2 separate regions of the Homo sapiens genome follow, and region 2 is linked to region 1. The links are chromatin contacts, found by Hi-C or POLR2A ChIA-PET in ENCODE. All regions are on one chromosome and are shown on one strand. The core of a region is the stretch at or near the end of the contact, and the rest is flanking DNA. Distances in the headings are between cores, read along the strand shown. Region 1 overlaps FGD3 (FYVE, RhoGEF and PH domain containing 3). Region 2 overlaps FGD3 (FYVE, RhoGEF and PH domain containing 3).

Region 1 (3,860 bases), core at 979-3,478:
GGCCTTACCTAGCTGTAAAGCAGGCAAATTGTACAGTTAAGAGTCATGATCGCAGTTTATAAAGCATTTTACAACTTGCACTGACCATCTACGGCATGCTTGGACTTTCTGACTTGACCTAAACATCCCTCTTTTAAACAACCAGTTATTTTACTTTGGGACAAGAATTTACCATACAAAATCCTTTTCATGCAAAATCACTTTTCTTTATAACCTTCCTTACCAACAATACCTTTACCTTTATAACTTTTGAATTAGACAAATTAATTTTCCTTCTGTTAGGAAGTTATGGTTTATACTACATGTTGCTGTATGGGTCCTGTGAAGGGGGAGCAGACAAAGAGGTTATCTACATACTGTAGAAGTTATCCCCCCTTGAGAGATGCCTTGGTTAGATTTTTGCTAGGGTTTGTCCAAATAAGTGTGGGCTATTTCTAAATCCCTGAGGTTAGCCTGTCCAGGTTAAAGTTATTGGTTAAAGATTTAGGTGGCTTTCCCAGGAGAAATAGAGCTCTTAGAGATAAAGATGAATTCAGAGGTCAGGTAAATATTAAGCAAACACCCATCTAGGAAAGTATATTTTTGCCCCAAAGAGGTGTAGGGTATTTAGACACTACCAGGGACTGGTGGGAAAGTGGTAATTGGTCTCTTAAATAATGTAAAGGGGTGTGAATCTTTTTTTTCTTTTTTTTTTTTTTGGAGGGAGGGAGTGCTATTTGCCCACATTACCTGACTGCATTTGGAGAAGAATTGCTCAGAGGAGATTAGCACAGAGTAGGCAGCTCTTGAACCCAAAGGGAAATTTATAATTTTATTTGCTGCCTCCAGAGTCACCCTTGGCTTTGTCCTGCTAGTGCCAATGTCTGATTTGGAAGCCAGCTAGAGCAGAGAGCTCTCCAGCTCAAGGCCATCAGGGGTTGGGATTCTGTCCTGGGGGCCCTTCAGCCTTCAAAGCAGTCCCGTTTCCAGTGGCCAAGCTTTTGGCAGAGAGGGGAAACCATGTGAGGTTTCCTCCCGTTTGTCCCACTGGGGCAGTTTGCCTTCCAGTGGCCTGGCTTCCCACGCCAATGGCAGTTACCTGGAGGAGTGTCCTTAGGGAAACCTGGAGGAGGCTGGTGGGCTTGCAGAGCAGCCAGTAGTTAAGCCTGCCTCTGGTCCCTGCACTTCTCTTTTTCCTTAGCCCTGTCCTCCTGATTCTACTCCCAGTTATAAAAGACTGAGGAGGTGACTTTGAGGATTTCCTGCATAGAGGCACTGGGTTCTGAGGCTGACTTTTGTTATTTCTTCCCAGTTAATTTTGAGGAAAAACAGTATTACAAAGAAAACCTAGTTTTTCTATTTTTGTTTGTTTGTTTATTTGTTTGTTTTTTGACAGAGTTTTGCTCTTGTTGCCCAGGCTGGAGTGCAGTGGCACAATCTTAGCTCACTGTAACCTCTGCCTCCCGAGTTCAAGTGATTCTCCTGCCTCAGCCTCCCAAGTATCTGGGATTACGGGTGTCAGCCATCATTCCTGGCTAATTTTTTGTATTTAGTAGAGATGGGGTTTCACCATGTTGGTCAGGCTGGTCTCAAACTCCTCACCTCAGGTGATCCACCCACCTCAACCTCCCAAAGTGCTAGGATTACAAGCATGAACCACCGCACCTGGCCCATTTTTCTGTTTTAAGGTTTAGGGGATCAAACTTTTCCCACTTTTTGGGAATACATCTGAGGGGTGTGTCCTGTGGTATGGAGATGTGATTACCCATCTGTGAAGAAAGAACAGTGGAGAAAAAAAGGAAAAAGGTAAAATGTGTCCCTTCTTACTTTCCTATTATCTTGAATAGGGCATCCCCCATTCATCCTTAGGGTTCCAGAATGAACCAGTCTTACTGTGTACCCTTAACCTTGGTCCCATTTCATCACAATTACCCACTTGACAACAGAGGAAATACCAGAGTGAACAGTGGGCCCCCTGCTCATCCTTGGGGTTCTGGAATGAACCAGTCTTACCATGTACCCTTAACCTTGCCTTCATCTCTGTTTTAATGATAATCTATCAGCCTTTATCTCTGTCCTATGGGTCTCTTGTGCCTATGGACTTCAGCCAGCCTATATCCTTATCTCCATGACCTTATAGTGACTTGCTCGGAGCATTCTGAGCAACAAAATGATGATCTCTTTTCTCAGAGTCCCATCTCTCATGTTCTTTAAGTAGATGAGAAGCCTGTTTTTCAGCTAACTGCCACAAGGGGGCTGACTCCCCTGCCTTTGAATATGACCTTGAAGGTCTTGATGCATGTTGAGAGGGGTGTGGAAGTGATTAGAGAAATGGAGGCTACAGGAGGAAGTGGGAGGAGGTGAGAGGAATATTCATGGAAAGCCTTTATATGCTTACAAAAATAGCAGCCCTTCCATTTGAGAGGGCGATGTTTATTTTCCCTCTTGACATAAAAGAAGAACCTCTGGAGGACTTGGGGCTTGGGGTAAGAACTTGCAATGGCAAAGGAAGAATGTTCCCTTATCCCAAAAAGGTACTAACTCAAAAAAGCAAGTAGGCAGGGTCCTTAAAGGACCACAGAGTGAGGCCCTGTGCCCGCAGACAAACTGCTTCAAAAGCCACTGGAAAACTTGGCCCTGGGGCATAACAGGAATGAAAAGCACATGGTAAGTCAGAAGGAGCTGGCAGAGCCAGGGTTCCAATTAGTGTCTGTCCTGGCCATGTGCCAGTAGTCAGGGGAAGGGTTAGAGGTCATCCGAGCTGGTAGGGTAAAAACAAGTATAAATCTCATGGCGTATCCCCAAGGGAGCCTGTGTCTTTGCTGCCACACAAATTCAGCAAGAGCCATGAGTGCATGAATAACAGGGAGTGTGTGTTTAAGAAGTCAAGTGACATACAAAGTGAAAACAAAGAGGCAGACTTGCCTCCGAGGTAGACAGTCCAGTGAGTGCACAAGCCATTTCAGAACACACACAGAGAAAACAGGAGAATAGGCAGTATGGGTTTTTGGAAAACAACCAATTTTAGTTGAAAAAGCAGAGGAGGCTGTGTGCAGTGGCTCACGCCTGTAATGCCAGCACTTTGGGAGGCTGAGGTGGGCAGATCATGAGGTCAGGAGATCGAGACCATCCTGGCTAACACGGTAAAACCCCATCTCTACTAAAAATACAAAAAAATAGCTAAGTGTGGTGGTGGGTGCCTGTAATCCCAGCTACTTGGGAGGCTGAGGCAGAAGAATGGTGTGAACCCAGGAGGCGGAGCTTGCAGAGAGCCGAGATAGTGCCACTGCACTCCAGCCTGGACGACAGAGCGAGACTCTGTCTCAAAAAAAAAAAAAAGAAAGAAAGAAAAAAAAGAAAAAGCAGAGGAAACAACAGACATTGCATGGTGTTAGGTTTTAGCCCTACCACTCTCATGAGCCTCCTGTCTAGGAGGGCCATGGGTGCCTCAGTTCTACTCAGTGCAGACTCCAAGGTCCCTCCTCTCTGACTTGAGAGATTCATGTGCTCCGTTTATCCTTTGACTTGGGGTATTCTGCACTGGCATGCTTCCAGGGAGTTACATCCCTTCGCCCCTGATTCTTTCGTGTGGTGGGCTGTCTGCATGCCCAGTGGCCCACCAGCACTTGGGAGGGGCCGTATGTGTAGTGTGTTTACTGGAGTTGTGAGCATGCTCACTTGAGCCATTCTTCCTGTACCTGTCAAGTGTTCCTAGACGGTCATATACCAATTACACTTCACCATTTCGCCCCTTAGCGCGCATGCATGAGTCCATTTATCCAACTCTTGAGATCTTATCAGGAAGCTGATTATCTGTTTCAGGTTTTTCTATCTATTGGGAGACTGCATTTCCCTGGTGCTGGCTGCAACCAGTTATTATT
Region 2 (3,505 bases), core at 775-3,274, 42 kb after region 1:
ACCTCAGCTCCATGGGAGCTGGTGCAGGGCCAGGACCCACCCCAAGTGCTCAGCTCAGTTCCATAGCTGGGAAGATTTGCCAGATAAAGGAAGCCAGTGGGACTCCCGGCACTGCCTCAGCCCTGAGCCACACTCACTGCTTCCAGAATTGTCCTCTGTCCCTTCACTGGGACCCGGTCCCACTGGTCCTCAGAGGCCAAGCTCTTGCTGTGCACCCAGCCCCGCAGGTACCTGTCCTCCCACATGGTTGTTCTTTGCTCCTTCAGCCCCTGCTGCCCCCTGCCCCATGGGCACGCCCTGTGTTGTTCTCAGCTACCATGCAGTGCTGCCCCTGGGTGCCGTGGCCAGGGTCCCCCTTCCGGGGTCAAGAGCAGGCAGTTCTGGGCTGAGGTGCACATCGGGGCTGCCCTTCCACTAATCACTCCCACTTCCCAGCCTCTCTGGGTGCCCACCTGGAGAAGAGGTTTTTGCCGCCAGGTCAGTGATGCCCATTCCCCACCTAGTGTGCTTGGAGCCCCCACTGTGGTCTTGGGTGTGAGAGAAACTGCAGAGGGAGCCCAGGCCGCCTCACCTGTGTCTTTGGAGCAAGGCCCATTCAACAGAGGTGCCGGGGGCTGCAGCACAGCGAGTGAGAGTCCCTGTCACCCTCAAGCCAGCCCTGCCCTTGGGCTCCTGTGCCAAGCAGGACAGGTGCTGGGGGGACCTGCAGGTGGGCCAATGAACGGGGACCACAAACCAGGCCACACAGCTGGAAGTGCCCGGCCAGAATTTGCACAGAGGCACTGGTGTCAGTTTGTTGGGGCTGCCAGAACAAAATACTACCTGAGGCTGAAGTCTGAGATCAAGGTGTGGGTAGGGTTGGTTTATCCTGAGGCCTCACCTTGGCTTGGAGATGTCAGTTTCCTCCTTGTTTCCACACATGGTCTTCCCTCTGTGTCTCTGTGTCCTCATCTCTTCTTATAAAGACACCAGTAAGATTGAATCAGGGCCCAACCTGAGACCTCATTTTAACTTAATGTCTCTTTAAAGGCCCTGTCTCCAAATATAGTCACATTCAGAGTTACTGGGAATTATATTTTCAACATACGAATTTGGGGGGACATAGTTCAGCCCATCACAGCCTCCAATGCTTATGCCCAATCTGAGCCACCCCTTTCTTGCTTCTTCACCCCCAACCAGTTCAGTTCATCTTTTTCTTTCTTTCTTTTTTTTTTTTTTTTTTTTTTGAGTTGGGATCTTGCTGTGCTCTCCAGGCTGGAGTGCAATGGTGTGATCACAACTCACTGTAGCCTTGACCTCCCAGGCTCAAGCGATCCTCCTACCTAAGCCCCCCAAATATCTGGGACTACAGGCACGTGCCACCACATCAGCTAATTTTTTGGATTTTTGTTGAGACGGGGTCTCACTATGTCGCCCAGATTGGTCTCGAACTTCTGGCCTCAAGCAACCCTCCCGCCTCAGCCTCCCAAAGTGCTGGAATTACATGTGCGAGCCACTGCGCCTGGGCCTCCTTCTCCTTAAACCTGAAGAGTTTATGTTAAACTTTTTTTAAGCGTATGTTGTTTAGCATTTTCCTAAGGCAGTTTTGGACCCATACAAGTGGGGATAACCGCAATGAGTATCCCTCCCCAGCTCCAGAAACCTCAGCCTGGTGCTGTTCTTATGGCCCCTCAGCCCCTAGCCCCGACACACACACACACACACACGCACACACACACACACACACCCCAATTTTCTGTAATATTTTAAAGCATATCCCAGACCTCTTTTTATTCTGCTCAGCTACAGTAATGGTAAGCTTATTTTAGGTAGTTTTCTTTTAAACAGGAAAAAAAAAAAAAAAGAAAGAAAAACACCTGCAGGCTTCAGTTTCCCTGACTGGAGAGGTTGAGATAAACATTTCTAGTGGCAGTTCCAGCTCTGACATCCTGGGGAACTCGATACATATCTTTGCCTTTTCCTAAAGTCTTCTTAACAGTGGTTTCGGCACCCATAACAAAGTGTCTCAAGGGAGGCACCTCCTCCCCAGAGAGGAAATGCTGGGTGTGGACCAAGCTTCAAAAGCCCAGGAAGTTATTTCATCAAATGATGGGGCCTTTCCAGGGGTTGCAGGCTATTGTAACAGGAAACGGTAATTAGCAACTTGCCAAACGCAGTCGGGGTTTTATGTACTGTGATGAGGCTTACGACCCAGGGACCAGTCACCCATCCCATTTTACAGGTGAGGAAACTGAGGCTCAGAAAGGAGAGGTGAGTCATCCAGGGTTGCAGGGCTGACAGGAGGCAGGAGACTGGGGTCTCTCCACCTGGCACTGTTCATAATCAGACAGGGAAACCAAGGCTGGACTGGGCAGCCCCAGGCTACACCTGCTCCAGCCTCCACACCACCCTCCTCTGTAGGCAGTTCAGGCACAGGAGACAGAGGAGGGTACAGCCCCTGACCCTGGCCTCAGCTCTTCATGGCTTCCTCACATGTCCTCACAGTTTTTTTTTTTTTTTTTTTTTTTTTTTTTTTTTTTTTTTTTTGAGACAGAATCTCGCTCTATAGCCCAGGCTGGGGTGCAATGGCGGGATCTCAGTTCACTGCATCACTGCAACCAACCTCCGCCTCCTGGGTTGAAGCAATTCTCCTGCCTCAGCCTCCCGAGTAGCTGGGATTACAGGCACCCACTACCACTACCATGCCCGGCTATTTTTTGTATATTTTTTAGTAGAGGTGGAGTTTCACCATGTTGGCCAGGCTGGTCTCAAACTCCTGACCTCAAGTGATCTGCCCACCTCAGCCTCCCAAAGTGCTGGGATTACAGGCATGAGCCACTGCGTCCAGCCTCCCCCTAAAATGTTGCCATGCTTGTCTGCACACTCAGGCATGTGGGTGCACACCTATATTCATCCATGTGGCGTGCCTGGAGGGTGTGGCCCGCGGTGCCCAGTATAGAGCAGGCGCATGGCCACACGGCTCCAGTTGCAGACAGGGATGCCCCCGTCCCCAGGGCTGCAGGCCATGGCTGTGCTGCCCACTGCCCACCCTAGTAAGTGCTGTGTTCCTCCAGCTGTGGCTCCTTTCAATAGTTTCTCAGATGCACCAGATAAAGTCATTGGCCAAGTTGTTCCAAACATGAAGATCTTGATCCACTTAAAATCTTTACTCGGTGCCATGGGCACAGGCAGCCGCTGGGAGGTGAGGGAGGGAAGAGAGACGTGGCTGACTTGGCTCTTCACTTCATTCCCTTCTGCATGTTCCACTTTTTGCCTTGAGCCTGTGTGGCTTTTACAGTCACGAGAGCTGCCACTCCACTGCCGTGTGGGGTAGGGTGCACACATGATTCAGAAGCTGATGGCATCTATTTGCCTCCTTATAGCTCGAGCCCAGAAAACTATCCTCTAAGACCAGACGTGACAAGGAGAAGCAGAGCTGTAAGAGCTGTGGTGAGACCTTCAACTCCATCACCAAGAGGAGGCATCACTGCAAGCTGTGTGGGGCGGTGAGTCCCGGGAGAGGGGG

Evidence for each region. Hi-C counts contacts between places; a loop is a spot of excess contacts on that map. ChIA-PET counts read pairs that join two places held with the same protein, here RNA polymerase II (POLR2A). Pooled maps may share reads with other maps.
Region 2: a loop to region 1 is called in a map of CD8-positive, alpha-beta T cell, with 2.0 times the contacts of the local background. The contact joins two enhancer-like sites. A Hi-C loop is called at or near these places in 1 of 168 maps with a recorded cell type or tissue (CD8-positive, alpha-beta T cell), 1 of 37 single-sample maps with no recorded cell type and 5 of 50 pooled maps. POLR2A ChIA-PET finds 5 or more read pairs at or near these places in 16 of 52 experiments (CD4-positive, alpha-beta T cell, CD4-positive, alpha-beta memory T cell, GM10248 and 10 more).

Annotation. Positions count from the first base shown.
Region 1 is chr9:92,984,128-92,987,987 of GRCh38, forward strand. All of the region lies in intron 3 of FGD3 (FYVE, RhoGEF and PH domain containing 3), which reads left to right. Among named protein-coding and RNA genes, the nearest start is that of FGD3, 39 kb to the left of the region's middle. RefSeq lists an enhancer at 3,807-3,860. Within about 2 kb of position 2,229, at least 4 of the 41 ENCODE cell types and tissues checked have a DNase peak (open chromatin) inside an H3K27ac peak, as active enhancers do; they include CD4-positive, alpha-beta T cell and CD8-positive, alpha-beta T cell, where a contact is called at or near this core.
Region 2 is chr9:93,026,512-93,030,016 of GRCh38, forward strand. It overlaps FGD3 (FYVE, RhoGEF and PH domain containing 3), which reads left to right. Exons shown (of 18, transcript NM_001083536.2): 15 at 3,363-3,485. Among named protein-coding and RNA genes, the nearest start is that of SUSD3, 30 kb to the right of the region's middle. RefSeq lists enhancers at 2,514-3,015, 3,016-3,505. Within about 2 kb of position 2,025, at least 9 of the 41 ENCODE cell types and tissues checked have a DNase peak (open chromatin) inside an H3K27ac peak, as active enhancers do; they include CD4-positive, alpha-beta T cell and CD8-positive, alpha-beta T cell, where a contact is called at or near this core.